2 separate regions of the Homo sapiens genome follow, and region 1 is linked to region 2. Evidence: read pairs that join two places in POLR2A ChIA-PET (ENCODE). Cell type or tissue: OCI-LY7. All regions are shown on one strand. Links, peaks and the distances in the headings refer to the core of each region. The heading gives the core; the rest is flanking DNA.

The links. ChIA-PET counts read pairs that join two places held together with the same protein. Peaks named below come from ENCODE experiments on the same cell type or tissue, not always from the same donor. Only the 100,000 strongest peaks of a DNase experiment are listed, where the experiment ranks them.
Region 1: POLR2A ChIA-PET joins it to region 2 with 12 read pairs; 1 of 35 experiments calls an interaction of 5 or more read pairs at or near these places.

Annotation. Positions count from the first base shown.
Region 1 is chr12:99,612,088-99,627,884 of GRCh38, reverse strand. All of the region lies in intron 9 of ANKS1B (ankyrin repeat and sterile alpha motif domain containing 1B), which reads left to right. Among named protein-coding and RNA genes, the nearest start is that of GARIN6, 28 kb to the left of the region's middle. In OCI-LY7, for the core only: CTCF peaks have their summits at 7,630 and 7,829 (motif pointing right); DNase peaks (open chromatin) are centred at 7,844 and 8,334; H3K4me3 peaks cover 415 bases; H3K27ac peaks cover 1,347 bases.
Region 2 is chr12:99,246,364-99,262,160 of GRCh38, reverse strand. ANKS1B (ankyrin repeat and sterile alpha motif domain containing 1B) reads left to right here. Exons shown (of 27, transcript NM_001352186.2): 13 at 15,297-15,797. Among named protein-coding and RNA genes, the nearest start is that of GARIN6, 390 kb to the left of the region's middle. In OCI-LY7, for the core only: a CTCF peak has its summit at 8,896 (motif pointing left); a DNase peak (open chromatin) is centred at 8,860.

The sequences.
Region 1 (15,797 bases), core at 5,909-9,908, 370 kb before region 2:
TTATAAACTTTAAGGTCCATTTCCTTCCTAAAGTCTTATTTAATCCTCTCCACCAGAAATAACCCCCTTTCTCTTAACATGCAAAGAATTTCTTTTTGATAACTGTGGCTTTCTGCCTTTTATTATAGCTGTTTATATACATGTTTTATCTCTTCTTTTAGATGATAACATTTGTTTCTGACAAATGTTTATGATCTCCAGCACACTCTGCTGTGTGCATTGCATGCCGCAGGCCCTCAGGCTATGTTTGTTGAATTCTGAAGTTTCCTTTGGTGTCATTGTAGGGAGATATGCTGGAATAGTGTAAAAAGCATCTTTGCTTTTTGGCAAATGTGAGTTGTTTGGCAGTCTGGGTACTAATTCTGACTGTATCACTTATTAACAATATGCTCAATTTCTCTGAATCGCCCTCCATTTCCCCATCTGTAAAATGAGGATAATTCCAATACTACATTGCTTTGTGAGGATTAAATGAACTGATAATTGTCAAGTGCCTAACAGAAAACCTGGCACATAATAAACATTAGCCTTTATTATAGCTAAAGGATGCATTCAATTTCTCTTTTTGTTTTAATTACTACTCTATCATGTAAATGTTCTAATAATGACTAATAACCCATTAATAAGTAAACATAAAAAGGTAAAGAACATCTCAATTGTGTATTAATAAAATGTTATGTTGTTTTCTGCATATGTCAATAAATAGTTCTATTTTATAGTTGCTATAGCAGCAAAAATATAGCTATATTTATTTCAAATCAACTTCAAGGAGTCCTATTTCTTGCTTTGAGTCTGTGGCCAAACTGAAATTTTGTTTTACTTATCAGGCGCTAACATTCTGAAAGCATGTAAAATTATCAGGGATTATAAGGGAATTTGTGAGAGAAAAGGGAAAGTGGTGTCTATTATTTTATTATATCCTTTGAATGGCCAGTGCATATTTTATAATAGAAGGGAGAAACAATCATAGAAAGATGAAAGACATCACCAACCTTGTTCTTTATTTCTGGTGTGTTTATGTGCCTTCGGATCATAATACACCTGACCTCTCTGATTGACCCTGCGGTCTAGTGCTGCTCAGGCCCTGTCCATGGTCTTCTTTCTCATATGCCTCTTTCCTGATATCTTGCTCCTTACCAAACCCTAGATTCCCAGGATGGTTTTCCATTCGCCCCAATGTATGCCAGTCAGGCCCTGTGGCCTCCTCATGGCTAGCAGCTTGACCTATTATAAAGGTGGGTAAAGAATTGCTTTGTTGAGTGTGAGGTAAAAGATTGGGGTGGTCATGAAGAAGATGGAATATGGTCTCAGGGAGAGAACAAGTAAAGATGGAGAGGAAAGAACAGGTAAGCAATGATTAGAGGGAAATGCTCTGATAGATGGGGAAAGAAAAAAGAAAGTGAAAGGATGTGGGCTGCATTTGTAATCCTTGGTTGCAAGTGATATATCGATTTTTCAAACATGTAGTGATGATGCAAAGAACAAGGAGGGAACTTGAGCAATTTGTCATTGTCACCTGGAAGTGGAGAATAAATTACAGCATGTTAAATACCTTTGATGTACCATTTTTCATGGCAATGGTGGACCGCTGGCTACTTAAAATATATTGAAAAGGTGATATTTTAGGGGCTGGTTGTTTTGTGATAATTAAATTTGTAATTTGCTCTTAAATGGTTTTGTATTTTTGCAACATATATTTAGCCCAGAAAACTAAAAACTATATGTTTTAGTTCTTCATGTAACCTGTTTTTCTCAGGTTAGAGCATTTCATTTTGATATAGAAGAAAACAGATCACCATATAGTCAATATAGCAGTCTCATACACCTCATAGAAAGATTTAGGTATCTTTTAGTTGATGATCACAGATGCCCTAGTTTCAGCCATTCCTTGGGGGGCTATCTAAGAAGATGCCTGATGTGTGGCAGACCAAAGCATAGAACCAAGTGCCCATGTTCCACAAGGAGACTTTCTGGACTAATCCTATTATACCTCAGCCACCACTAGAAACCAATTCTCTACTATCATTACCCTTTTATTACTCTCATTGGACTCAATTTCCATTTCTTTTCTTACTACTCTCTGTGATAAGCAAAACCTCTATATTCTCATCCTCTCCTGTGAACGTTTTCTTTACTTCTTGACTTTTTCCAGAAGTATTTATATTTATTTGCATATATTAAGTTACACCAGCTGCATTGTTATCATGAAGTTGGTAAGACTGGAAATCAGCTATGTATGTTTTTAAAGAGAATCCTAAAACCAACATTTGTATCATGGACAACTACTATTCTTATCACTGTCTTTCTTCAGTTGCTATTCCTTTAATGTTTATTTATTGTTCTCTTGCTATGTATCAGACACTGTTTTAAGTAAGAAGGATGCAGTGATATAAATTTTGCATTCTAGGAGTGGAGACAAACAATGGCAAGTAAAGAAATAAGCAAGGAGACTTGATAATGATAGGTGCTATGTACAGTTTTTTTAAAATTTCTATTTTTATTTTAGAGTCGGGGTACATGTGCAGATTTGCTACAAGAATATATTGTGTGAAATTGAGGTTTGGGATATGATTGATCCTATCACCCATATAGTAAACATAGCAACCAGTAGGAAGTTTTTCAGCCTTTACCCACCTCTCTCCTTCCCTCCCCAGTGTCTGCTGTTCCCATGTTTTTGTTCATGTGTACCCAAGATTTAACTCCCGCTTTATGAGAAGAGGTGACATTTGGTTTTCTGTTTCTGCATTAATTTGCTTAGAATAATGACTTCCAGCTGCATCCATGTTTCTGCAAAGGACATGATTTTATTCTTTTTTTTATGGCTGCATAGTATCCCATGGTATATATGTATCACATTTTATTTATCAAATTTACCATTGATAGGCACCTGGGTTGATTCCATGTTTTCAGTGTTGTGAATAGTGCTGTGATAAACATATGAGCGCAGGTTTCTTTTTGGTCGAGCAATTTATTTTCCTTTTGGTATATACCCAATAATGGGATTGCTGGGTTGAATGGTAGCTCTATTTTTAGTTCTTTGAGAACTCTCCCAACTGTTTCCCACAGTGGCAGAAGTAGTTTACATTCATACAGTGTATAAGCATTCCCTTTATTCCTCAGCCTCATCAACTTCTGCTATTTTTTGACTTTCTAACAATAGCCATTCTGACTGGTATGAGTTAGTATTTTATTGTGGTTTTGATTTGCATTTCTCTGATGATTAGTGATGTTGAGCATTTTTGTTTTCATGTTTGTTGGCTACTTGTATGCATTCCTTTGAGAAGTGTCTTTTCATCTCCTTTGCCCACTTTTTAATGGGGTTATTTGCTTTTTGCTTGTTGATTTAAGTTCCTTATAGATTCTAGATATTAGTCCTTTGTCAGAGGCATAGTTTGTGAATATTTTCTCCCATTTTGTAGGTTGTCTGTTCGCTCTGTTGATAGTTTTCTTTTGCCCTGCAGAAGCTCTTTAATTAGGTCTCAATTGTCAACTTTTGTTTTTGTTGCAATTGCTTTTGAGGATATTGCCATAAACTCTTTGTCAAGGCTGATGTCTAAAAAGTAGTTTCCCAGCTTTTCTTCTAGGATTTTGACAATTAGAGGTCTTACGTTTAAGTCTTTAATCCATTTTGGGTTAATTTGTTTTATGGTGAAAAGTAGGGTTCCAGTTTTAATCTTTTGCACATGGCTAGCCAATTTTTCCAGCACCATTTATTGAATAAGAGGAGCTTTCACCCTTGCTTATTTTTGTTGATTTGTCAAGAATCAGATGACTGTAGATGTGTGGCTTTATTTCAGGGTTCTGTATTCTGTTCCCTTGGTTTATATGTCTATTTTTGTAAGAGTACCATGCTGTTTTGGTTACTATAGCCTTATAGCATAGTTCAACGTTGGGTAATAAGATGTATCCAACTTTGTTCTTTTTTCTTAGGATTGCTTTGGCTATTCAGCCTCATTTTTGGTTCCATGTGAATTTTAGAGTAGTTTTTTTCTAGTTCTGTGAAAAATAATGTTGGTAGTTTGGTAGAAATCACGTTGAAAATGTAGATTGCTTTGGGCAGTATGGACATTTTAATGATATTGATTCTTCCAATCCATGAGCGTGGAATGTTTTTCCATTTGTTTGTGTCATCTATGATTTCTTTAGGCAGTGTTTTATAGTTTTCCTAATAGAGATCTTTCACCTCCTTGGTTAGATGTATTCCTAGGTATTTTATTTTTTGGTGACCATTGTAAAAGGGGTTTCATTCTTGATATGGCTCTCAGATAAGAGCCAAATGTTATTGGTTTATAGAAATGCTAGTAAGTTTTATATGTTAATTTCATATTCTGAAACTTTGTCAGCCGTTTATCAGTTCCATGAGCCTATTGGCAGAGTCTTTAGGGTATTCTAGGTATAGGATCATATCGTCAGTAAGAAGAGAGTTTGACTTCTTTTCCTATTTGGGTGCCCTTTGTATCTTTCTCTTGCCTGATTTCTCTGGCTAGGTCATCCAGTACTATGTTGAATAGGGGTGGTGAGAGTGACCATTATTGTATGATTCCAGTTCTCAAGGAAAATGCTTCAATTTTTTCCCTGTTCAGAATGATGTTAGCTGTGGGTTTGTTATAGATGACTCATTATTTTAAGGTAGCTTCCTTTGATGCCTAGTTTTTTGATGGATTTTTTTTTAATCATGAAGAGATGTTAGATTTTATTGAATGCTTTTTCTGCATCTATTGAGATGACCATATGGTTTTTGTCTTTAATTCTGTTTGTGTGGTGAATTACAATTATTGATTTATATATATTGAGCCAACTTTGCATCCCAGGAATGAAGTCTGTGTGATCATGGTAAAATGCTTTTTGATGTGCAGGTGAATTCAGTTTGCTAGTATTTTGTTGAGCATTTTTACATCTATGTTTGGCAAGGATATTGGCCTGTAGTTTTTACTTTTATGTTATTGTTGTGTCTTTGACAGGTTTTGGTATCATGGTGATACTGGTTTCATAGAAAGAGATAGGCAGCAGTGTTCCTTTTTGAGTTTTTGGAATAGTTTCAGTAGAATTGGTACTGGCTCTTCCTTGCATGTCTGGTAGAATTTAGGTGTGAATCCACCTGGTCCAGGGCTTTTTTGGTGGGTAAGTTTTTTCTTACTGATTCAGTTTTGGAACTTCATATTGTTCTGTTTAGGGTTTCAGTTTCTTCCTGATTCAATTTTGGGAGGTTGTGTGTTTCTAGGAATTTGTCAGTTTCCTCTAGATTTTCTAGTTTATGTGCATACACCTGTATGCACATAACTGTTCATAACAGTCTCTGAGGATCTTTTGTATTTCTGTGGGATCAGTTGTATGTCACCTTTGTCATTTCTCATTGTGTTCTTCTCTTTGTTTTTGTTAATCTGTTTAGCAGTATATTGATTTTTTTATCCTTTATCCTTTACAAAAACAATTTTTGGTTTCATTGATTATTTTTATGACTTTTGGGGTCTCACTTTTATTTCATTCTGTTCTGATTTTAGTTATTTCTTGTTTTCTGCTACCTTTGAGGTTAGCTTGTTCTTGTTTTGTAGTTCCTCTTGGTGTGATATTACATTGTTAATTTGAGATCTTTTTAACTTTTTGAAGTAGGCAATTAGTGCTATAAACTTTCCTACTAACAGTGCTTTTGCTGCATCCCAGAGATTTTGGTATGTTGTGTCTGTTTTTATTTCAGGAAAATTTTTTGATTTCTGCTTTTTGTTATTTACCCAAAAGTAATTCAGCAGAAAGTTATTTAATTTTCATGTAATTGTGTGGTTTTAAGAGATCATTATAATAATTTTTATTTTTGTTCCACTCTGGTCCATGGGTATGGTTGGTATGATTTCAAATTTTTGTTTTTATTGATATTTGCCTTCTGGTCAAGCATGTGGTTGATCTTGGAGTAAGTTCCATGTGTAGACAGGTAGAATGTATATTCTGTGGTTCATGGGTGGAGTATTCTTTAGAAGCATATTAGATCCAATTAGTCAAGTGTCAAATTGAAGTCCAGAATTTCTTTGTTTTCTGCCTCAATGATCTGTCTAATGCTGTCAGTGGGATATTGAAGTCCTCCACTATTTTCATTGTGTGGCTGTCTAAGTCTTTTTGTAGCTCTAGAAATACTTGTTTTATGAATCCAGATGCTTCAATGTTGGGTGTGTATATATCTAGGATAGTTAAGTCTTCTCATGAATTGAACCCTTTATCACTATGTAATGCCCTTCTTTCTCCTTTTCTACTGTTGTTGGTTTAAAGTCTTTTTTATTTGATATAAAGACAGTGACCCTTGCTCTTTTTCATTTTCTGTTTGCATGGTAGATCTTTCTCTAACCCTTTACCTTGAGCTTATGGGTGGTGTTATGTGTAAGATGTCTCTCTTGAAGATAGCAGACAGATGGGTCTTGTTTTTTTTTTTTTTTTCCAATTTGCCTCTCTGTGATTTTAAGTGGGGGGTATTTAGACAATATATATTCAATACTAATATTGGTATGTGAGGTTTGGATCTTATTGTGAAATAATTAGCTGGTTGCTTTGTAGTTTCTATTGTGTGCTTGCTTTTTAGGGTCTAAAGGCTATGTACCTTAGTGTGCTTTTGTGGTAGCAGGTATTGTTCTTTCATTTCCATGTTTAGAACTTCCTTAAGGATGTCTTGTAAGGTTGGTCTAGTGGTAATAAATTCCATTAGTGCTTGCTTGTCTGGAAGAGGTTTTATTTCTTTTTTGCTTATGAAGCTTAGTATGGCAGGATATTAAATTCTTGGTTGGAATTTCTTTTCTTTAAGAATGTTGAAAATAGGCCTGTATCTCTACTGGCTTGTAAGGTTTCAACTGAAATGTCTATGTTAGCTTGATGGGGTTCCCTTTGTATGTGATCTGACTATTTGCCTTTAAGATTTTTTCTTTAGTGTTGACTTTGGACAGGCTGGTGACTATATGCCTTGATGATGTTCATTTTGTATAGTATCTTGCAGGTGTTCTCTGGGTTTCTTCTATCCAGATGTCTACCTCTCTAGCAAGATTAGGGTAATTTTCTTGAGTTATTCCCTTAAATATGTTTTCACATTGTTTACTTTTTCTCTTTCTCTCTCATCAATGCCAATAATTCATGGGTTTGGTCACTTTACATAATCTTATCTTTCTTGAAGACTTTGTTCATTTTTTAAAATTCTCTTTTCTTTGTTTTTGTCTAACTGGGTTAGTGCAAAAGACCAGTCTTCAGGCTCTGAAATTCTTTCTTCAGCTTGGTCGAGTCAATTGGTGAAGCTTTCAATTGTATTTTGAAATTTTCTCTTGAAAGTATTTCAATTCCTTTCAATTTCAAATTTCTCAATTCCAAATGCTCTGATTGATTTCTTTTAAAGATGTTTATCTATTCCTCCATTTTTTGGATTGCTTTAGAAGTTTATTTGTGTTGATTTTCAACTTTGTTTTGGATTTTGTTGAGCTTCTTTGCAATCAATGCTTTAAATTCTTTATCTGTCACTTTTGAGTTTCCATTTTGGCTAGGGACCATTGCTGGAGAGCTAGTGTGATCCTTTGGTGGTGTCACTACATTCAGATTTTTCATGGTGCCAGAATCTTTCTCATCTGGAGATGCTGGCACTTCAAATTTTTGTAATTATTCTCATGCATCTAGGATTTTCTCTTCTTTTTTTCTCTGTAATATTATTTTCAAAATGTCCTTTTCCCTTTCCCATCTCCCTAAGGGGTGTGACTGTAGAGAATACTGGGTAGGGTGTTTTGGCTTTGCTTCTACAGCCCTGTGCTCTTCTGTTGGCAGGGTTTATATTGGGCTGTGCAGTTCAACCTACAAGCCAGTAGATGGCGCTTATAGGTAACAGCCAGCTGAGGCCACCGTAGCTGGGTGTATACTTGATCCCTGTTTACTGGGAGAAGCTCTCTTTTGTCTTAGGCAATGGGTGAATGTGTGGAGTGCACAGTGGTCTGAGCTCCCTCCTCAGCTCTAGAGGGGTAAGATAGATGGTACTGGAACAGGCAGGTCTGCCAACAGGTCCTCCAATGGCAGGCACAGGTACCAGTGCCAAGCAAGAATCCAGTGGGTGGCCTCCAAGCACCCAGAAATGGGCCTAGGTGTGGAGTTGGGAAACCTCCTCAGCCCCAAGTTCTCTGCAGGGGGATGAGGGCAGCCTAAACTCCTAATCTAGGAGAATAGGTTCTCAGAATGCCTAGAAATCTGCCTGGGCATGAAGCAGAGGGCCTCCTGCACCAGGATCTGTGCACAGGAAGCACAGAACATGTCAGTCTGCTGATCTCGGTGAGCAGGTATCCTTTATGTCTGGAGACCTGCCTGGACGTGAGTAGAGAGAGCCGTGCTGCACCACAATCTATGCCCAGGAAGGGTGGGAAGGTTCAGGCTGCTGAACCAGGTGAATGCCTGGAGATCTGCCTGGGTGTGAAGCAGAGAGAGCCTCCTGTACCCAGATCTATGCGCAGGAAGACTAGGGTGTCTCAGGCTGCTGTTTCATGTGAATCGGTGCTCTAAATGCCTGGAGGTCTGGCCACATTAGGAATAGAGAGGGCCCCACTGTATCTAAGTCTATGCACAGGAAGGGTAGGGTGGCTCAGGCTGCTGATTCAGGTGAGTGAGGGGGTGCTCTGAATACCTGGAAATCTGCCTGGGCATGGTGTGGAGAGGGTCCTGATGCATCATGATCTATACTCATGAAGGGTGGGGTGGCTCAGGCTGTGGGTCCATGTGAGGGTGTGCTCTGAATGCCTGAATTTCTGCCTGGGTATGAGGCAGAGAGGGTCCTGCTGCACCATGAACTCAGGGGAGCAGGCTGGAGCACCCAACAATGGCACACACACAGCAGGTCACCAAGCCAGCCCTGTCTGCAAGTATCATCACCCAGGAGAAACTGCAGCTGTAGCAGCTCTCCTTCTACCACAGGGTTGTGACAGGGTAGAGTACAATTCCAGTGCCGACTACTGAGGTGCTTTTCACAGCTCTGGTTATGGAGATTCCTAGCCTGTTCCAGAGCAGCCATTCCAATCTCCGGCCTGAGACTAAAATGCCTGCATGGCTATGCTGCTGAGTCACAAAGAAAAGCTTGACTTAGTATGCACTCGAATTAAAAACAGAATCCTGCTCTCAGTCCTGGGTCTGGGAAAATGTCTGCAGTATTTCCTGGTGTCTTGCGCTCACAATGTCTCTAAGCCCCTTCCCAAGTTATTTCCAAGGCTTGGGAGAAACAAAGTGCTCTTTCTCAGTTGGGGTTGCTCCAATCCTCAGTGGAAAGATGAGTTACAGTGGGAAGTTCTCTGCCTCTCTCACATACTGGGGCTTCACTCATTTTTGTCAGCCAGATGCTGTCATGGAAGCTGTTGGCCAGCATTCTCCTCCCAGGGATCTTGGGTGTCCTTCACGAATGCTGAGGATTCCCATTTTCCTTCTTGAATTAAAGTCCCCAGAGTTGATTTTTATGCACTATTTTTATGCTACTTCCAAGTTACTGAGGCGTGCTAAAAGCCTCTAATCAACCCTGTTGGGGAAAAAACGCAGTATAGAGATTTTAAGATGTTGATTCTTTCAATCCATGAACATGGAATGGTTTTCCATTTGGTTATGTCATCTATAATTTCTTTCAGCAGTGTTTTGTCCTTATACATACAAAAGCTTTTAAAGGTGATGGAAACAGTGCTGGGGAAAAGAAATGGATGACAGACTAGACTGTGTAGTAAATGGAGGCCTCCCTGGGAAGGTGATGTTTGAGTTGATACCTAATGACAGGAAGGGGTCAGCCATCAGAAAATCTCTATTAGGCAGAAAGAAGCACAAATGAAGCCAAAGGAGCTGCCCTAGAGTGAGTTATGGAAAGCATTAGGGATTGAGGTCAAAGAGGTGGTTAGGAGCTAAATTGTATTGGACTTTGTACATCTAGGTAAAGAGTTCTGACTTATTTCAATTCAAAAGAGAGGCTATTGGAGGATTTTAAACAAATATTGATGTGATTTAATTTACATTAAAAATCACTCAGTATATGCCTACCTGATTGTATTAAGTGTGTATCTATGTTTATGTATATTTGTTTTGCTTTGTTTTGTTTTTTTTTTTAAATCTTACTTTAAGTTCTGGGATACATGTGCAGAAAGTGCAGGTTTGTTTCATAGGTAGACATGTGCCATGGTGGTTTGCTGCACCTATCAACCCATCATCTAGGTTTTAAGCCCTGCATGCATTAGGTATTTGTCCTCATGCTCTCCCTCCCTTTTTCCCCCAACCCCTGAAAGGCCCCAGTGTGTGATGTTCCCCTCCCCAGGTCCATGTGTTCTCATTGTTCAACTCCCATTTATGAGTGAGAACATGTGTGGTGTTTGGTTTTCTGTTCCTGTGTTAGTTTGCTGAGAATGATGGTTTCCAGCTTCATCCATGTCCCTGCAAAGGACAAGAACTCATTTTTTTATGGCTGCATAGTATTCCATGGTGTATATGTGCCACATTTTCTTTATCCAGTCTATCATTGATGGGCATTTGGGTTGGTTCCAAGTCTTTGCTATTGTAAATAGTGCTACAATAAACATCCATGTGTGTCGTCATAGTGGAATGATTTATAATACTTTAGGTATATGCCTGGTAATGGGATTGCTGGCTCAAATGGTATTTCTGGTTTTATATCATTGAGGAATTGCTGCACTGTCTTCCACAATGGTTGAACTAATTTACACTCCCACCAATGGTGTAAAAGTGTACCTATTTCTCCACATCCTCACCCATATCTGTTATTTCCTGACTTTTTAATGATTGCCATTCTAACTGTCATGAGGTGGTATCTCATTGTAGTTTTGATTTGCATTTCTCTAATGACCAGTGATGATGAGCTTTCTCTCATGTGTTTTTTGGCCACATAAATGTCTTCTTTTGAGAAGTATCTTTTCCTATCCTTTACCCACTTTTTGATGGGGTTGTTTGTTTTTTTTTCTTGTAAATTTGTTTAAGTTCTTGTAGATTCTGGATATTAGCCCTTGTCAGATGGATAGATTGCAAAAATTTTCTCTCATTCTGTAGGTTGCCTGTTCACTCCGATGATAGCTTCTTTTGCTGTGCAGAAGCTCTTTAGTTTAATTAGATCCTATTTGTCAATTTTGGCTTTTGTTGCCATTGGTTCTGGTGTTTTAGTCATGAAGTCTTTGCCCATGTCTATGTCCTGAATGGTATTGACTAAGTTTTCTTCTAGGGTTTTTATGGTTTTAGGTTTTACATTTAAGTCTTTAATCCATCTTGAGTTAATTTTTGTATAAGATGTAAGAAAGGGGTTCAGTTTCAGTTTTCTGCCTATGGCTAGCCAGTTTTCCCAGCACCATTTATTGAATAGAAAATCCTTTCCCCATTGCTTGTTTTTTTCAGGCTTGTTGAAGATCAGGTGGTTGTAGATGTGTGGCGTTATTTCTGAGGCCTCTGTTCTGTTCCATTGGTCTGTATATCTGGTTTGGTACGAGTACCCTGCTGTTTTGGTTACTGTAGCCTTGTAGTATAGTTTGAAGTCAGGTAGCGTGATGCCTCCAGCTTTGTTCTTTTTGCTTAGGATTGTCCTGGCTACGCAGGCTCTTTTGTGGTTCCATATGAAATTTAAAGTAGTTTTTTCTAATTCTGTGAAGAAATTCAATGGTAGCTTGATGGGAATAGCATTGACTCTATAAATTACTTTGGGCAGTATGGCTATTTTCACGATATTGATTCTTCCTATCCATGAGCATGGAACGTTTTTCCATTTGTTTGTGTCCTCTCTGATTTCCTTTAGCAGTGGTTTTTAGTTCTCCTTGAAAAGGTCCTTCACATCCCTTGTAAGTTGTATTCCTAGACATTTTATTCTCTTTGTGGCAGTTGTGAATCGGAGTTCACTCATGATTTGGCTCTCTGCTTGTCTATTATTGGTGTATAGGAATGCTTGTGATTTTTGCACATTGATTTTGTACCCTGAGACTTTGCTGAAGTTGCTTATCAGCTTAAGTTTTTGGGCTGAGATGATAGGGTTTTCTAAATATAGAATCATGTCATCTGCAAACGGAGACAATTTGACTTCCTGTCTTCCTATTTGAATACCCTTTATTTCTTTCTCTTGCCTGATTGCCCTGGCCAGAACTTCCAATACTGTGTTGCATAGGAGTGGTGAGAAAGGGAATCCTTATCTTATGCTGGTTTTCAAAGGGAATGCTTCCAGCTTTTGCCTATTCAGTATGATATTGGCTATGGGTTTGTCATAAATAGCTCTTATTATTTTGAGATATGTTACATCAATACTTAGTTTACTGGGAGTTTTTAGCATGAAGGGGTGTTGAATTTTATTGAAGTCCTTTTCTGCATCTATTGAGATAATCATGTGGTTTTTGTCATTGGTTCTGTTTATGTGATGGATTTGTAAAGACAGACTCCCAAACCAGAACATTACATTGTCAGGGAGGTTTGTTTAGCTACAGGGCTAGATTCAGAGAAATTTCAGTACTTTGGAAGAAAGTGATATTTTGTTGCCTGATGTGTAAGTATTCTGCAAAGTAAATGTTCATTTTTTTTAACTATTGAATGTGCCATGTGATTATTCAAAGAAGTTGAAAAATGAGGAGAAATATAAGAAAGGACAACAAGTCATATTATCCCAACAAAATTATGTTGATGATTTTTTCTTGATTTTTTTCTATGCATGAGTTTATGTGTGTGTATCTGTCTGTCTGTCTGTCTGTCTGTCTGTCTGTGTAATCTATCTGCCTACCTACCTACCTACCTAATGTCATCTGTGTAAACACTTTGGAATTCTGCTTTTGCAGTTAACAAGCATTTTTCAAAATTTCCCATAGTTTTTATAAACACTATTTTCATGATACAATATATCAGTAATGGATGGAATCATTGCGTAAGAAGTAATTTTCAAGGTGGGGGTGCAAGTTCTCCCCTTTCATTGGAGATCCTTGAGATTTCTTGAGATTCATTTCATTCTAGACTGGAAAAACCTTAAACTAAAGCAACTTTTTTTTTTTCCTGAGGAAGAATTAATTAAGAGAACCGAAAGGAATATTTTCACTCTCTTTGAATTATGAAAATCCTAGAAATATTACTACTGATTTGAGATGGGAAGAATAATGAAATAATGAGAAATGGATGAAATGAGTGAAAAGCATGAACAGAGTCACTGAAAGATTTGGTTCAGTATAAACATACACAATAGAGAGATCCAACAGTAGAGATCACATAAATATACTACATGTAAAAAAAACCATTTTCAATAAAATTGTTGGTGCATTTGTATAGGAACAGTCATGTGAAAGTAGAAAGGAAGTGGAAATCCTCTACTGAGAATTCTTTTTTTTTTTCTTTGCTGTTAGTACATGGAAAATCCAGGACCTACATTAACTCCTATGTGTGGGCTTGATTTTCCCTCCCCTCCCCTCCCCTTCCCTCCCCTCCCCTCCTCTTCCCTTCCTTTTCTTTTCTTTTTGACACAGAGTCTCACTCTGTCACCCAGGCTGGATTGCAGTGGTGTGATCTCAACTCACTGCAACCTCCGCCTCCTGCATTCAAGTGATTCTCATGTCTCAGTCTCCTAAGTAGCTGGGACTACAGGCATGCACCACCACGCCAGGCTAATTTTTGTATTTTTGGTAGAGACGGGGTTTTGCCATATTGGCCAGGCTGGTCTCGAACTCTCAGCCTCAGGTGATCTGCCCACCTTGGACTCCCAAAGTGCTGGGATTACAGTTGTGAGCCACCATGCCCAGCCTCTATGGATTTTCAAGTATGCTGTTTTGCCTCGAAAGCAGAAAGGAAAGATAATCTGAGAGACGTTGTGAAGAAAAATAAATGAATGAATGTTGGGTTCCAGTGACTGGTTAATATGCAAGGTGAAAAAAAAAATTAGGAATCAAAGAATCATTTAAATCTGGGATATTTAGAAAACTTTGAAAATAAAGTTGACTTTTTGGAATAGGATAGGGTAAATTTAATTTGGAGTATGTTGAGTTTCAGGCATTGGCAGGACTTTTTTTTTTCCATGCATATATTTTGACTTTATTTTTAAGTTTAGGGGTGCATGTACAGGATGTGCAGGTTTGTTACATAAGTAAACGTGTGTCATGGGAGTTTGTTGTACAGATTATTTCATCACCAAAGTATTAAGCCTAGTATCCATTAGTTATTTTCTGATCCTCTCCCTCCTCCTACCCTCTACCCCCTGATAAGCCCCAGTGTGCGTTGTTCTCCTCTATGTGTCCATGTATTCTCATCATTTAGCTGCCACTTATAAGTGAGAACAGACAATACTTAGTTTTCTGTTCCTGCATCCATTTTCTAAGGATAATGGCCTCCACCTCCATCCATGTCCCTGAAAAGGACATGATCTCATTCTTTTTTTATGGCTGCATGGTATTCTGTGTTGTATATGTACCACATTTTCTTTATCCATTGTATCATTGATGGGCATTTGGGTTGATTCCAAGTTTTTGCTATTATGAATAGTGCTGCAGTGAACATATGTGTGCATGTATTTTATAATGGAACAATTTATATTCTTTGGATATATACCCAGCAATGGGATTGCTGGGTTGAATGATATTTCTGACTTTAGGTCTTTGAGAAATCATCACACTGTCTTCCACAATGGCTGAACTAATTTACACTGCTACTAACAGCGTTGGTATAAGCATTTCTTTTTCTCCACAACCTTGCCAGCGTCTGTTATTTTTTTGACTTTTGAATAATAGTCGAAAATGCCTTCTTTACTCAACAATAGAAATTACTTGAAGATTAGCCTCACTGAGGTGGAAATGGCTAACTTTACTTAGGAAAGATTGGTGGTAATGCTACAAAGAGGTTTCTCCCAGTTCAAGGATGCTATGCTGTGCCACAGATATTTGAATTAAGCATAGGACACATCCCAAGGGCATTCCCATTGGCTCAGGGTTATCACTAGACAGCTTGCTAACTCATTACTTGAAGGCCTTCCTTGCTGTCTTTTGTAGCTCCCTCATTGGGTGAGCTGGATCCTGAGATATCTCTTTGTCCTGTATGCTTTACTACCCATAGCTGCTTACTCAAGAAAGGCTAGAGAAGTAGAAACTAAACAGTTTTTTTAACTTACGCAATGCAAAGAATAATGTTTTAATGTTTCAGGTGGAACACAGCTGGTTTTTATTATATTGGAGATTTACTGATAAATTCAAGGATGTAGCCACAAGCCATGCAAACTTGTAAATGAAAGAGAAAAACATTTTACAGTTGATTTTATCCTAAAAATAAAGTTAAATAAGCATAATGAAATGAGGTAATGCAAGAAAGAACCTCTCATGGTGCTTGGCATTTAGTAAGGCTCAGACATTGCGGATTTTGGAGCTGGACTTTGAGGATTCGAATCCAACCTATGTGTTGTTTCTTACTAGCTGTGTGACCTTTGGCAAGTTACTTAAACTCTCTGCATCTCAGTTTCAATAGATGTTAAGTGGAGATAATAGTAGTACTATTTCATGGAGATGTTATGATAATGAAATGAGTGATTATATAGAAAGTGCTTAGAACTGTGCCTGGTACACAGTGAGCATTAGATGTGTTAGCCATTATTTTGTGGTGGTGGTTGTTATTGAAGACATCATAGATCACTTTTGTGTGACACTATGTCAAATAAAAACTTACAATAAATCTTTTATCTTCTTTCAGATGACCATTAATCTTTGGGATATGTATTTTGCTCAATCAGCTCTGTGTCTCTGAACCCGTACATGTCATGACTTTGCATTGCTTGGGGCTTAAGAAAGGTTGCTGTGGTACTTCAGATCACATTCCCTCAAATGCAG
Region 2 (15,797 bases), core at 7,170-11,169:
CCATGGAGGCCTTATTGAAAAAATTATGAAGTAAGGTTTCGTTAGGAATAGATATTTGAAGAAGGTGTTGGAGGAGGGGCTACTTCCTAAGGGAAGAAAATCCCAGGCAGAAAAAACAAGTACAAAGGTCATGACCCAGAAGAATGCCTAATGCATTGGAGTAACAGCAAGAGGCAATATAGCTGGATGTCAGTTAAGGGAAAAGGAGTGTAGTAGGAGCTTATGTTATTTAAGAGAATTGGGGCAGAGTATCCACAGGTCTGAGATCACGTATGGCCTCACAGGTTATTGTAAGGATCCTGGCTTTTACTCAGAGTGGATCAAGGTGCCATTGAAGAGTTTTGAGCAGAGGAGTGACATGATTTGCCTTAGTTTTACTAAGATAACTCTGACTTCTATGTTGAGAATTGCCTGTGAGGTGCAAAAATGAAAGCTAGGAGATGGTTAGGAGGCTGCTACAATAATCCAGGGAGAAAAGGACAAGTGAGGCATAGGCAGGTTGCAGTTATATTTTAAAGGTAGAGCCACCAGGATTCGCTGTGTGATTGGCTGTGGGGTGTGAGAGAAAAGGAGGCATAAGGATAACTAAGACAGTAGGATATACAAGTCTGGAGTGTGGGGGAGAAGTCAGGTTGAAAACAGAAACTTGGGTGTTGCAGTTGTTTCAGTAATATGTTAAACCCTGGGGCCAGCAAAGGAATTAATGTAAACAGAAAATGTAAACAGGAAAGAGGTCCCAGTATGCCAAGCCCTGGAGCACTTGAATGCTTCCACATTTGGAAACAGAAGGAATGAGCAGAGAATGAGAAGGAACAGCCTAGGAGGTAGGATGAAAACCAGAAGAGTGTGGTACCTTGGGAGTTAATGAAAGTGTTTCATCCAAGAGGTGATAATCTGTATCAATTGTATAGCTGGTAGGTCAAGTAAGATGAGAGTTATGAATGTTCATTTCAGGAAGGTAGAGATTTTGCTGATATTGTTAAGGGCTATTCGGTGGAGGTAGGTGGAATAAAAGCCTATTTGGAGTAGATTTAAGAGACTAGCATTTAAGAGACTTTTCTTTTGCAGAGCTAGAACACCACTTTCCATATTTTCTTACTTTAGGTTAATATTTCTCTTCCTGTGTTAAAGAGGTAGAAATTGTCATTTGATTGCATTTAGTTTTTTCCTATGCATGGAAAATTACATGAGGCCCCAACCTGAAAATTTCTGTGAGATAGTTGCTAAATGAATATGTCATTTACCAACACCTCAGCTAAAGTGGATCTTTCCAGCTTCTGTGATCATGAAAAACCCAAGCAAATCTATGAGCCTTTTGTTTAGGCTCTCTGGCTGCTATCTTTACAATGTCTTCTTTAATTGGTTGAAGGGTCATGTGAAAGATAACCATAAATGATCGATTTTCTAAGCCATTTTACATACATTTAAAGCATATTTTTTTCTTCTCTCTGAATCAGATGGAAACACTCGCAGAGTTGAACATCATTGTTGCCATGGCTATAGCACCAAAGCCTTATAGAGGATTTTTGTTTTACATTGGATATCTCTTACCATAGCAACAGCAAAGTTGATTTAAAACATACTCCCTAGATATAATTTATCTTTAACGTTTCTGTATATTTTCTATGGTGTATCTTGTTAATAGTATTACACTTTTGATAACTCTCCTGCTCTTTTGAAATGAAGTATCTCTTGAGATACGTATGAGAAAAATCTAGGCTGTTCATTGCTTACAGGAATAGAAAACTCACAGGATACATTTGAATGCACTGCATTCTCAGAGCTTTTACTGAGGACATTTGGGTGACTTTGAATTCAAATTCAAGGTATAACTTTTGAAAATTGAATCGGAGTGGTTATTCATTTTAGAGTAATTAAAAATAGTTTCTGTCCCTTTTATATTACAAAATCACTTTCTTTTTTATTTAAAGATCGTAGATCTTTTTTTGTTTTATTTCTTCAGAATAGTTCTTTTTTCACATTCATAATCCATTGGGATAGTATATAAATGGGAAGTTATTAAAATAAGTTAAACCAAAGGACCAACACTCTTGAAAACAACCGACTTGAGTTAAAGAGGCTATTTCCTCTCTTCCCCCAATACAGTCTCTTCTGATGAGGAAAATACATGGTTACAGTGACTGTGGTATTACAAAGAAATACATTTTGGTAAGAGAGAAACAAAACCTCTTGGTTCTGATGTAGTTATTCACTAGACGCCATTTATTCATCTGGCTCTAGGCTATGGGAAATACTCCTAGCACAGAACTCTCTTTGAAATCCTTAACTCCCTAGGGAGGCAGAGATAGCTGAGAAACTGCCCCTGTGAACTTGGCTTATACATGGGAAACAAAGAAGTTAGTGGTTGAGGGTAACAGAGGAAAGACGTGTGGGAAGGGTGAATGTCGCTGGCTTCCTTTGCTTGCAACAGGAGCTTCTTTCAATGCAAAGCGCATGCCAAGACAGATCAGGCACTCTACCAAAAAGATACAATAATTTAGTAATACAGTCTGCCCAGGCAGCTTAGCAGCTGGAAATGAGGGAGCCTTGGGATTTGCTATAAACGGTGGGGAAATTGGCTGATAGCCTCTCTCCTGTATTGAGCAAAGGGAACAAGAGAAAAGATTATAAATGTTTGAAATCAGAGTCAAACAGCATGGTCTGCTGTCCAAGAGCTGTCAGAATGTCAGCATTCTCTGGCTTCCGCAGTAAATGCTGAGTTTGGCAGAGTGTAGGGCTAATAGACCAGGAAACAACAGAGCTTACCTGGGTGGCTTTTCAGAAAGGCAGCTGCCGGTCTTAAGTTGCTTAGAAGAGGGAATTTTATTACATGCTCTATCTAACACCATTCAGCATCTAAACATACCAGCAATCTTTGGGCTAATTGTGCAATCAGAATAAATACCCAAAGATCACTACTGATACCTGGAAAGAGGCCCACTGGGTGGTTTTCAAGCTCCAGTGCTACTTGGATAGGACACTCCAGTGGATGGTGCATTGTACTGATGCCATAGGAGGTTCTAGGGTAATCCGACACAAAGCGTCGTGATGTATCGGAAAAAAGCCGGCTTTGCATTAGCCAGATTTATATCTCATACGGGCTCCTCTGTTCACTAGCTATCTAATTCTTCATCAGTGCAAATGCCATAATACCTACTTCAGAGACTTTTGTGAGGATTAAATGAGATAGAATGACCTTGGACATAGAAGGCACACAATATCTATTGGTGGTTCCCCTTACCTAGTATGGAATCTTGGTCTTTGTAATTTTTGAAATAAATTCCTTTCCAGAAAATTGGAGTTTGCTTAAATTAATTTCTTGTATGTTTGGAAACTATAATTGATTTTTTTACATTGGGGAATTAAGGGAATGTCAGTTCTACATAGTTTCCTCTGTGGCTCATTGTTACTTGTTTGACTCACACTTCTATCTCAATGTGAAGGTGACCTGGAAAGTGAACTGGAAAATATTTTCTCAATATTTGGAAAAAAATGAATGTACTAGCTCATCACATAAGTTTACATTATAAGTAAAAAAAAAAAAAAAAAACAAGTGGATAATATTTCTCCCTAATATTTCTAAAACCCAGCACTCCTTTAAAAGCTTGTTGAGACAAGTTGACAGTATATATTATTAAAGTTTAGCTCCTTGCTATCTTTAGTCAAATCAAGTTGATCCAGGATTTATGTACAAAACACACTCTATGATTATTTTGCATGCTTTTTTTTTTAAATGAAGATCATAGACTACTTGGAATTCTTTCAAAATACCAAACCTCCCTTAGTTTCTTTTGTGTTCTTTATAAATATACTTTTTAGGGGGATCTTATTTTAAAAGGATTTGCTTTATTTGAGGCCATAATTAATTAAAATAAGCTTGTTCTTCGTTTATACAATTCTCAGGATAATTTATTGATTATATATTACATCATACATTACAAGACAAAAACATGCAGAGCAAGGCAATTTATTATTAACCCTACCTATGTAGTAGGGTACAAATCATTTAAAGAGTCACGTTAAAAACTTTTGATTCCTAATAAACTGTGGTTTTTTTGAAGTGAAATTGTCACAAATGTACATTTTTAAATAAAAATATTATGCTTCAAAGTATTATGTCAGTCTAGGTACTCTGAGAGATCTTTCTGCAGCAGAACAAATATATTCTGAATAAGACATGTTCTTGAGACATTGCCTGCTCCAGTCACTCTTGCTCTCTAAAAACATCTGATAGAAGAGAGGAGGGCTGTTGTTGTTCTGAGTGCAGATGGGAATAATAGTGTTGCTATTTGGGACACTGTTCCCTGGCTCAGCTGGAAGGCTGGAAGGCTGAGTCAACACAGCTCAGGGAAGCACAAGGTTTTCTCTCTGCAGAAAACCTTCCCTGATGAGATTGACAAGCTTCCATAGATTAAAATCAAGTAATAAAGTTAATAATAAATTATTTCTAAATACCTTGAAAAGCAAACCACTATAAGTAGATATCAACAAAAATAACACAGACATATTTAGCGCTCAATGACTATAGATATTATTACTGGAAATAGGAAACAAGAAATAGAACCACTATATATAAACAAAATATTTAAATAAATAATATGCCTTATCATTAAAATGAGTAAAAAATGGTGACTATAATAGTAGGAAAATTTGAAAAATAAATGGCATTTTCAGATATGAAAAATTTAATACTTGAGATTACTTTTAAAATCCTAAATGAATAGGCTAAATAGCAGATTATGCACAGAAGAAGAGAAAATTGATGAACTGAAGGATACATTTGAAAAAAATTCCCCAAAATGTATCACAGAGGGGCAAAGAGGCAGAAAATTTGGAAGGTATGAAGAGATATGAAGTATGGAATCAGAAGATTAACTTTGAATCAGAGACTCGGGATGAAATAATTTTTTTTTTTTTGAGACGGAGTCTCGCTGTGTTGCCCCGGCTGGAGTGCAGTGGCACCATCTCGGCTCACTGCAAGCTCCGCCTCCCGGGTTCACGCCATTCTCCTGCCTCAGCCTCCGGAGTAGCTGGGACTACAGGCGCCCGCCACAATGCCAGGCTAATTTTTTGTATTTTTAGTAGAGACCGGGTTTCACAGTGTTAGCCAGGATGGTCTCGATCTCCTGACCTCGTGATCCACCCGTCTCAGCCTCCCAAAGTGCTGGGATTACGGCATGAGCCACTGCACCCGGCCGGGATGAAATAATTTTTTTAAAAAATGTAGGAGAGGACATTTTTTGATGGATAATGGCTGATTTTTTTCCAAACTGATAAAAATATGGATTCACAGGTCCAGAAAGCACACTGTATTCCAAGCAGGATAAATAAACAGAAATCCATAGTGAGACACATTATTGTGAAATTGAAAAATACAGAGATTTTCAAACCAGGTGGAGAGAAAGGATGGATCACCCACAAGAAAGACAGGTATCATTATAGCAGAATTAACAAGGAAAGATGAAAGCCACAAAAAAGTGGAATAATTTCTTCAAACTGTGAGAGAAAATAACTATCAACCTAAAATTATGAATTTTAAATAAATGAGAGTAAAATAGAAAGATATTCACAGTTGAAAACTAGAGCATTGACCACCAGAGACCTGTATAAAAGGAAATTCTAAAGAATAACTTTAAGAAGGAAAATGATCTCAGGCCATTCTGAGGAACGAATTGTGAGTAAATAAAATGGCAAACATGTAAACCAATTGAAATTTAAAAATGGTCTGAATAAAATAATAACACCTGATTTGTAAAGCTAACAAAATAATTAAAACACTGACAACAATATTTATTATAGAAGAAGTAATTGAATGTAAAATGCTCTAAAGTTTTTAAATTGTTTAGGAAGGAAGTGGATAAGGTATTATTTAACTTTAGACTTTTTTCTTTTTTTTTTCTTTTTTTTTTTTGAGATGGAGTTTCACTCCGTCACCCAGGCTGGAGTGCAGTGACACGAACTCGGCACACTGCAACCTCCAACTCCCTGGTTCAAGCGATTCTCCTGCTTCAACCTCTCGAGTAGCTAGGATTATAGGCACGCACCACCACAGCCAGTTGATTTTTGTATTTTTAGTATAGACAGGGTTTCACCATGTTGGCCAGATATAATATACATATATTTCATAGGAAAAAACATAAGTCTGCTAAAATTAGGTTTCAACACACCTCACTCAATGGAAGAGTTTAAGAGTTCCATTAATAAATTTAATCTGACATAATGCAAAGAGCTTTGTATTCAACAATTGGAGAATACATGTAATTCTCATGAAACAGTCACAAAAAGTGATCTTGACTATAAGCAAGTTTCAACATGTCAAAGACTCATATTCATACACACTATATTTTCTAAAAATAATTCAATTAAGTTAAATTAAGATTCCCATATATATCCCCATATATTTATGAATTTAAATACACGTTTCTAAATAAGTCATGAGAAATGAGTTAAAGGAGATGCCATAATACTAACTTAAAAACCTTTAAAGTTAAACAAAAATATAAATGCTAAATATCAAATGTGATGAATGCAGCATAAAGTGGAACTTAGAAATTTTAAATGCATATATTAGAAAAGAAGAAACGCTGAAGACTAATGAGGTAAATGCCAGCTTAAGAAATTTTATAAGAAATAATAGAATAAATCCAGAAAAGGCATAGAAAGAAAATAGTAAAGGACAGAAATGAATGAAATAGAAAACAAATATGTAATATTAATTCACAAAGCCAGAAATGGAATCATTGGTGACACTAAAAAAATGGATGCACTTTCCAGTCAAAATGATCAAGATAAAAAGGCACAAATAAACCTATTAGGAAAGAAAAGGGGGTAAATCTACAGATACAAAAAACCATTCAAAGTTAAGAAAGAAGAATGAATAATTTTGTACCAGTGAATTTTAATACTGAGAAAAATTAGACAAATTCTAGATAATTAAAACTTTAAAAAACTTCAAAAAGGTATAGAGACTCCAGATAGTTCTATACTAAATAAATTTAATGAATAATTTGAAATCTTTCCACAAAGAATATGTTGAGTCTAGATGATTTTAAAGGTAAAGTAAATATAAAGGCTTTCAAGAAACATATCGTTCCAATCTTATATAAACTCTTCTAGGGAAATGGAAATTTTCCCCAACTATTTCTGTGAGGTGAGTAATCATGTAAAAACTAGACAGAATAAAAAAGGTAAAACCAAAGGCCTATTTCTTTCATGAACATAGATGGAAAGATCCCAAAGTACTAACAAACCAAATCTAGCAGGATGCCAAAAAGAAAGTTCATTATGACCACACTGAGTTTATCCTGTTGGTATCCCATTAATATCTAATGTTTAACATTAGAGAATGTACAAATGTCATTCACACTAACAGAGTAAAGGAGAAAAATTACATAACTGAACAGATGCAGAAAAACATTCTTTATAAACTCAATATCTAGTCACAATTAAAATTCTCAGCAACCTTAGAAGATAAGACATTTAACTTAATAAAGGGCATCTACCCAAAACTTAGAGCAAACATTATTTTTAAGATGAGATTACTGTTCTCAGTTCTTTACTCTCTCTTCTGCCATGGTACATTGCAGTGCAGTAGCATAGGTGGCCATTTACATCCTCACTCCATTTACTTTAGGTTTAGACATATGACTTTCTTCTGTCAAGAAGTAATAGCGTGCCAGTTCCTACAGCTGAGATAGAAAGAGGCATCACATATTTCCACTGTGAAAAGACACATCATGTAGCCTCTGAACAACTCTACTGTACACTCATGAGATAATGAAAGTGAAATGGGCAAATAATGTCTTAGTGTTAGTCTGAAAATTGTTTTGACTTCATGAAACTTCTGAAATAATCTTGGAGACCCCAAGCATCCCTGGACTACACTTTGATAACTACTAATTTAGTGTATATGTTCTACAGGCAAGTACATTCTTACACAACCACAGAACCACCGTGCAACCAAATCAGAAAGTTAATACATCACTAGCATCTATTCCTCAGACCTCCTTCAAGATGTGCTGGTTTACCCAATAATATTGTTTATGATCAAAGGATCTAGTTCAGGATCACACGTTGCATTTAGTTGTAATGTCTCCTTAGTTTTCTTCAGCCTGGAAGGGTTCATTTGACTTTCTTTGACTTTCATGACCTTGACACTTCTGAAGATTACAGGCCAATTATTTTGTAGAATGGCCCACAAATTGGATTTCTCTGATATTTCTGATATTCCTATATAATTAGATTTAGGTTGTACATCTTTGGCAGGAAAATCCAAAAGTGATTCTGCATTTTTCTCATTGCATCTTTACCACACTGGATATGATTTTGATTTGTTCCATTACTGATATTGTTCACTTTGATCATTTGATTAAGATAGGGCCTCCCAGATTTCTTCACTGTAGCGTGTCTCTTTTTCCTCTTTCTAATTAATAAGTATTTTGTGGGGAGGCAATTTGAAATTATTTAGGATTCCCATTCCTAGTCAAACTTTTAAATCATTTGTTTATTTATGGGCTCGTGTCTTTCTGTTTTATTCAGTGGGTTATAATCCATTACTGTCATTATTTATTTTATTCCTAAAATTGCCCTCTATCTAAATCCTTTTTTGTTTCCCACGTTTAATGAGAAGGGATGTCATGGATTAGGAAGAGATTCCTGTATGGGAGCAGGGATGAGCCACAGTAGCCATGAGCCCTTCACATCTCAAGGGCCTTCTCCTTTGCAGTTACGATGAAGTATTAAGAAATACAGGTTTTTCTCTGCTTGATTCAGGAAGGCTTCCTGCTACTACCTCAGTGTTCTTGAGTTCCATGCGCCTGCCTTCCAAAGTGGTGCTCTCACATCTGAACACTGTGCTTTGCTATTCTATTACATTCAAAGTCTCCCTCTACTGGACATCTGCCTGATGCCACCCCCACTGCCTTTTTTTTTTTTCTAGAGAAGGTCTCACTCTGTTGCCCAGACTAAGTGCAGTGGCATGATCAAAGCTCACCGCAGACTTGAACTCCTGGGCTCAAGCAATCCTCCCATCTCAGTCTCCTGAGTAGCTGGAACTCACAGGCACTCATTATCATGCTTAAATTTCTTTTAAACACTTTTTGTACAGATGAGGTCTTGCTATGTTGCCCAGGCTGGTCTCAAACTCCTGGGCTTAAGTGATCCTCTCGCCTTGGCCTCCCAAACTGTTGGGGTTACAGGTGTGAGCCACTGCACCTGGCCCCTACTGCCCCATTATATGAAATGTTTTTCTCCCTCACATCTTTGGTGTTTTCACCCTGTGCAATTTGTATTCTTCTCCCAGAAGTTTTTCTTCAGAGTGGATCTGTAGCCTACTACAAGTATGCATTTATTGGAGATTTCTGATATTCTCAAGGGAGTAAGCTACTTCCTGTGGTCTTGTTACAAGATGTGTACAAGTTCTGCTAGTTGTTCTCAAATTTTACTGCACACTCCTGCTTAGCACAAGACCCTCTCCTTTGGGAAATCAGTATCTGATGGCAATTTCTGGGTTCCATGGCTTGTAGGTGCCATTGAATTTCCCTTTCTCTTCACCACTATAGCTGCATCACTGCTGATTCAGTTCCGGATCCTACTGCTGTCATGTGATTTGGCTACACCCCTCTGTGTTTCGGGGCCATGGGGACTTCTTAATACTTAGCTTTACTGGAGATATCACCTGTAGTGTTTTTCCTTTATTTTGCTATCATGTGCTCATTTTATTCTTTTACTATCCCCGTGTCTTGTTTTTATGAGAATTGAGGTGAATAATTTAAAAAGAACACTATGCTGTTGTCATGTTCAGAAATACCAATTATCTTCTAAAAGTATAAGTCATATCACCCCAACCCTATTCCTACCTGCATCTCTGATTCAATCGTCAGCCATTCTACTAATCCCCTACCACTCTATTATAGCCACACTGGCCTTCTTACTGTTCTTACCAGCCTTAGGGACTTTTCATATCTTCTTTCCTATGCCTTGAAATAATCCTCCCCCAAAACATTGAATGATTTACACTTTCACAGTCATTTCTATGTCTGCTCAATGTCAGCTCCTGAGAAAGACATTTCCTAATTGCCTTATAGCATCTTCCTTTCGTTTCTATCTCATTACTTTGCTTTATTTTTTTCACAGCACATACCATCATCAGAAATTATAGCATTTCTTGATTTGCCTGTAGTCATCTTTTCTGCTGGAATGTAGGCACCATGAAGGCAGGACATTGCCTTTGACACTGCTGAAACTTTGCCACCTGATATACAGGAAACGTTTTATACATATTTGTGAAATAAATTCACAGTTTCTACTAATATCAACATCAGCCCCGGTATCCTTAAAAATAGGAAAAATTTTTATTTTCTAAATCAGATGCAATGACCCAATAGACAAAAGTTATACTCTATAATAGAAAAAAGTAACTTGTTTTCTATAATTTTTCCATAGCATGAAATTTTGGATTTTATTGTTAATCAGGTGATATATAGGTGATAAAAATCATAGCAAAGGTGGATAAAAAGAGATTGAACTGCTTCCTATTGGACATTTACTCTGACATTTCTTTGAAATGCTAATGATGCCTTGAATAACTATCAGATTGGAATTCACACATATTTAGTTCTGTACCTTGGCATGAAATATCCACTTATCAAAAGAGAAGTGTAAAATTAAATGAGACAAGTTATGACAACAGTTTAATCTGTATATTTTCCTCCGTTTTGTCTGAAGAAAGGGTAAGAAAACACAAAAAATTCTTTCCAAAGTATACTTTTTAAAATATACAAACAGAAACAAAGGAGTAAATCCCACATGATTATTATGTCAAAATAATCTTTATTGAGTGTCTAATACAGTTATTACTGTATTTCTTTATAAAAATGAAACCCTATAGATTAAAAATTATTGTTATAATAGTAGAAACATATTCTTAGTGTTCTATGCAGCATATATTGTTCTAACTGTTTTACTTCTTGCCATGGTCCAAATATTTGTGTTCTACCAAAATTCATATGTTGAAATCCCAGCCCCCAAAGTGATGGTAATAGGAGGTGGGCCTTTTGGTAGGTGATTAAGTCATGAGGACAGAGACCTTATAAGAGAGACTCCAGAGAGCTCCTTTGCTCCCTCCACCATGTGAGGACCCAGGCAAGATGGTGCCCTCTATGAACCAGAAAATTAACCCTCTCCTGACACCAAATCTGCAGGTGTCTTGATCTTGGACTACTCAGCCTCTAGGCCTGTGAGAAATAAATATCTGTTGTTTGTAAGCTACCTGGTTTATGAAATTTTGTTATATCAGCCCAAATGGACTAACACATTTATTATTCTATGATTTCATTCAATCTTCACAGCACTTTTAGGTATGTTCTATTACTATCATCATTTTCCAGATGTGGAAATATAAACATTGCCAGAATTTATTTTGAAGAATATATTAATTCTTTAAAACTTGGGATATAGTTTATATTTTCATATATCAAACCCTCCCAAACTTAATGGCCATTAATATTGCTCATGATCCTGGTGGGTGTCTTCTTCTGGCCTGGGAAAACCTCAGCTCCTCTTAGCTGTGCTTGCTGATGCATCGGTGGTATTGGCAGAATGGCCTGAATTTGGTAGGTCCTAGATGCCCTCACTCACATAGGTGGAAGTTGGCTGGCTTTTGGTTGGGGTGACAGGACTGGCGGATGTATTAACCATGTCTTTTTATTTTCTATTTTATTTGTGTATTTTTATTTTTATGCTTTGGTCTCTTGAGCTCTTGCTGTGGAGGGACGGCCCCTCCTGGGGCTAGCTAATTCCTAGAGATAGTAAACAGCTCACCAGAGAGCATGCTTTTCTTATGCAAACTAACAATCGTAGAGCCCATAGTCCCAATTACCTCCTTCATCTGGCTCTCACTCTCTAGGCCACTATTCATTCACCTGCTCTAATGACCAGACAACTAGGTACAGTTCTTATGCCCCAGAGTCTGCTGAAACTATTCAAACTAGCCATTCCTAAACCTGCTTATACCTGCTTTGTGTGTTTCTTTTCATGGAAACCATAGTAAAGGCTCTTGCCCACAATCTCCCCTCACTTTGTCAGCCTCCTCCTGATGGACCCTGGTAGTTCCCTGTGTGGCCCCTATAATGTGGCATGCCTCTCGGATCAATGAGTAGAGCGTCTATCTTTCAATGGCAATTGTCTCCTGATCTGTTGGTTTCAACATACCTGAAAAATATAATAAAACCTACATTTTGAAACAGCTGGGTAATGTGTCACCTCATCATCCAGCAGGCCAGCCTGGCTTGTTCACATGGTGTCAGGGTTCCAAGAGCAACAAGGGAACAAGTCTAATGCACACATGCTTTTCAGAGGTCTCTGCTTATATCACATTTGCTGCAGTCTGATTGAGCGGTACAAGGCACATGGCCACGCTGTGAGGGAGTCAGCGTGAGAGGACTAGATACGGGGAGGGCTGTGTCTGCAGGGAGCTGTGAGCAGACTGGGGCCATAACTGCAATCAATCCACCACACAGGCTTTCCAGGAGGCTTCATATCAACTTCTCCTTTTCTTTGACTTGAATAATCTTTAGGATTTGGCCACTGGAAAAAGCAAGTAATATTTGTCTTTTCACCACTCTTGGCAGAAATGTTACCATCACAATGCTAAGAACTGCTATTCAAAAAACTAAGCTTTATAAGCTAACAATGAAATTATCTTTTACTTTGAGAAGTGACTGCTTGTGATTGGAGGACTTGGACAGTGTAAAGCATTGTGGGGTGGTAATTATAGTCATTGTAGTCAAACTACAGAGGGGATGGTAACCTAATAATAATATTTGCAGAAAACTTTAAATAATATTACGCCCCTAAAATTCTCATTTTTCTAGATAATGAACATCGTCGGAAACTCTTTTGGCTGAGATTTACAGAATCTTTTTCCCACAATAGGCAAGCTCTTTTCAATTTTCCTTTCAAATTCAGACCTTTTATCCTTCTTCAGCAACTTTCAAAATGAAATTCTAAAACTTCCTTATTTCAGAATTCCTCCTTCCTACCACCTTAATCCCCATTATTGTCACCCATACCAACCTGCTTATGTTGTAAAGCACTCTGTGAGATCCAAGTAGCCTAAGAAAAAAAATGCATTGGAACAAGATGCCAGGTCTTATTTTCTTCTTAGTATTAGCTTATCTCCAAGAAGAAAACAAAACAAAACAAAGAAAAAGCTCTGATGCTTTTAGTCCACTTTTCCCAAATTCCAGATACAGTCATGAACAGGAGAAGCATGTCTCTTTACAAAGAGCCTACTTGCTTGTCCTATGGATAAACCAACCCTAGATTTTTTTAAAGCTTATCTTTAATAGCAATATATTTGCAAGGCCAATGGATGTCAGAATCTGATAGACCTTAATTTGAATCTCAGCTTAATTGCTTACTAGGTGGGGAAATGTCTGTGTCTTAAGTTGTCTAAGTGTTAGTTTTGACTTCTTAAAAATGCACATACTCAGTGATAAACTCTAGTCTTTGGAGAGAATTGAAAGCTGCCTTATCCCACTATCCACTCACTATTCTACCCCTAGAATGGTCTCTGTTGTGAAAGGAAAATAAAATAGAGAGTTATCAAGACAGTGTGGCTATTTTAGAAAGTGATGAGGTTTTATCGTTCTGTTTTGTTTTTGTGAGAAGACAGTGAGTATAATAGTAGTAGATGGATGCAGATTGTTGCATTTGTAGATTCATGTGTCTTGGATCTCTCTTCCTGTCACTCTTCTTTCTTCAATCTCAGGATGCTGGTATGATAGCTGGGCAGGCAAACATCTTCTCTTTGGAAAAATCAAGCAGGAACCAGGGTGAAGTCTAGAGATACATAGCTAGGAATATACCTGCTTTCACCAGTTCCCAGGCGGAGAGCAGTATAGACACCTGGGGCCAATCTTCACTATAAAGAGCAGATGTGCCTGTAGCATCTTCTGAGCCAATGTCTAATAAGATTTATTATGGTTGCCAATTTCTTAAAAATGTGAGAATTCGATATTTTGGCCATCTCGTTCCATCACAAAATCATAATTATTATTAATAATCACTTCATAGGATTGTTATGGGTGTCAAATGAGATGATATAATTCCTCATTCAGTGCCTAGTAAATAACACTTACCCATTAAATGTTACTTGTTAATTTATAAAAATGTTAGTGTTTGGGGTTTATGGTAATAATTAACTTACTGAAAGTACGAATCAGCACATCAACTTTGGATTTGTTGTCATTATGTACCACATTTACTATACTTTAGTTCTTTGCAACAGTGAGTTATGGGCTTATCAGGTAATTTAAATTTTCATCTTGGCAATATTTAGCTATTGATATGAATTAAAATGAACACTGAAAAAAAGGACACTTCCTTTCTTTGCTAAATTCTTTGGCCAGGTTTTTACACAGTATGTCTTTGAAAGACAAATTAAGTCGCAAAAAGCATGGTGTATTTTAAATCTCAGAGAAAATGTGTGTTTTATCTTAGAAAAAAATCCAAAGGAATAAAAATTATCATTCATCATTGGTTTCTTTTCTGCATTACATCTTCAAAGATCTGAAGAAATTAGAAAATAGCTAATGCCGTTTCAGAGAAGAAAGAAAAAGCTACCTTTGTGTTCATAGCTAAACATTAGTTTCTTATATTGGAGTCTCTCTTTTTCTGATACTGCGTTGTTTGCCTTTGTTAAGTCTGAACAAATTTTTTTTGTCTAAATTATGTAATCTGCATAGAATTATTTTAAATTTATATTTAAGGTAATATCAGGATTATTAAACTTCAATTACTTTTAATAATACCTTTTTTCAAAATTTGGTTTTTGAATTTATTTGCTGGGAGGAGGGCAGAGGGTTGTCATTATATATGACCTTGACTTACCTGCCTAGTGTTCTACTTCACGATGATTCATTTACTGTGAGAGTTTAGATGTGTGTGTTCTACTTTAAGAAAACCCAATTTTGTTCATTGGCTATAAAACATACACCCTGGGTTCAAGGGAGAAGTGAATGAAGTCATTCAATTAATACACAATTCATACTTTTGAAATGAACTCTAAGGTATATCAGAAAGAATGATTCACACATGCATACACACGCACACACACTCATACATTCATTCTATACATGGCACTGTGGGGTCAGGGGTATTTCATAAAGTGAAGGTATTGCTATGTAGCAGTAAATGAAATGTTTGGATAGCCCACATGTTCATAAGGGCACTGCTATTATATCGTGGCTTTCAGAACCTTTATAAACCCTGATATCCCTTCCTTCCTTTTGCAGATGACCTCTCCCGACAGGATGACAATGATCCCCCAAAAGAATATGATCCTGGGCAATTTGCAGGCCTGCTCCATGGATCCTCTCCAGCCTGTGAGTCCCCTGAAAATCCATTTCATCTCTATGGGAAAAGAGAACAATGTGAAAAAGGACAAGATGAAGTCAGTTTGGCAAACAGTCCTTTGCCTTTCAAGCAGTCTCCAATAGAAAATAACTCAGAACCTTTGGTAAAGAAAATTAAACCCAAAGTGGTCAGTAGAACAATTTTTCACAAAAAAAGCAACCAACTCGAAAACCATACCATTGTTGGCACAAGATCAACCAGGAGTGGATCTCGGAATGGGGACCAGTGGGTTATGAACGCAGGGGGATTTGTGGAGAGAGCCTGTACTCTGGGGAGAATAAGGTCATTGCCTAAAGCCTTGATCGACATGCATTTGTCAAAAAGTGTCTCTAAATCTGATTCTGATCTCATTGCCTATCCTTCCAATGAGAAAACATCAA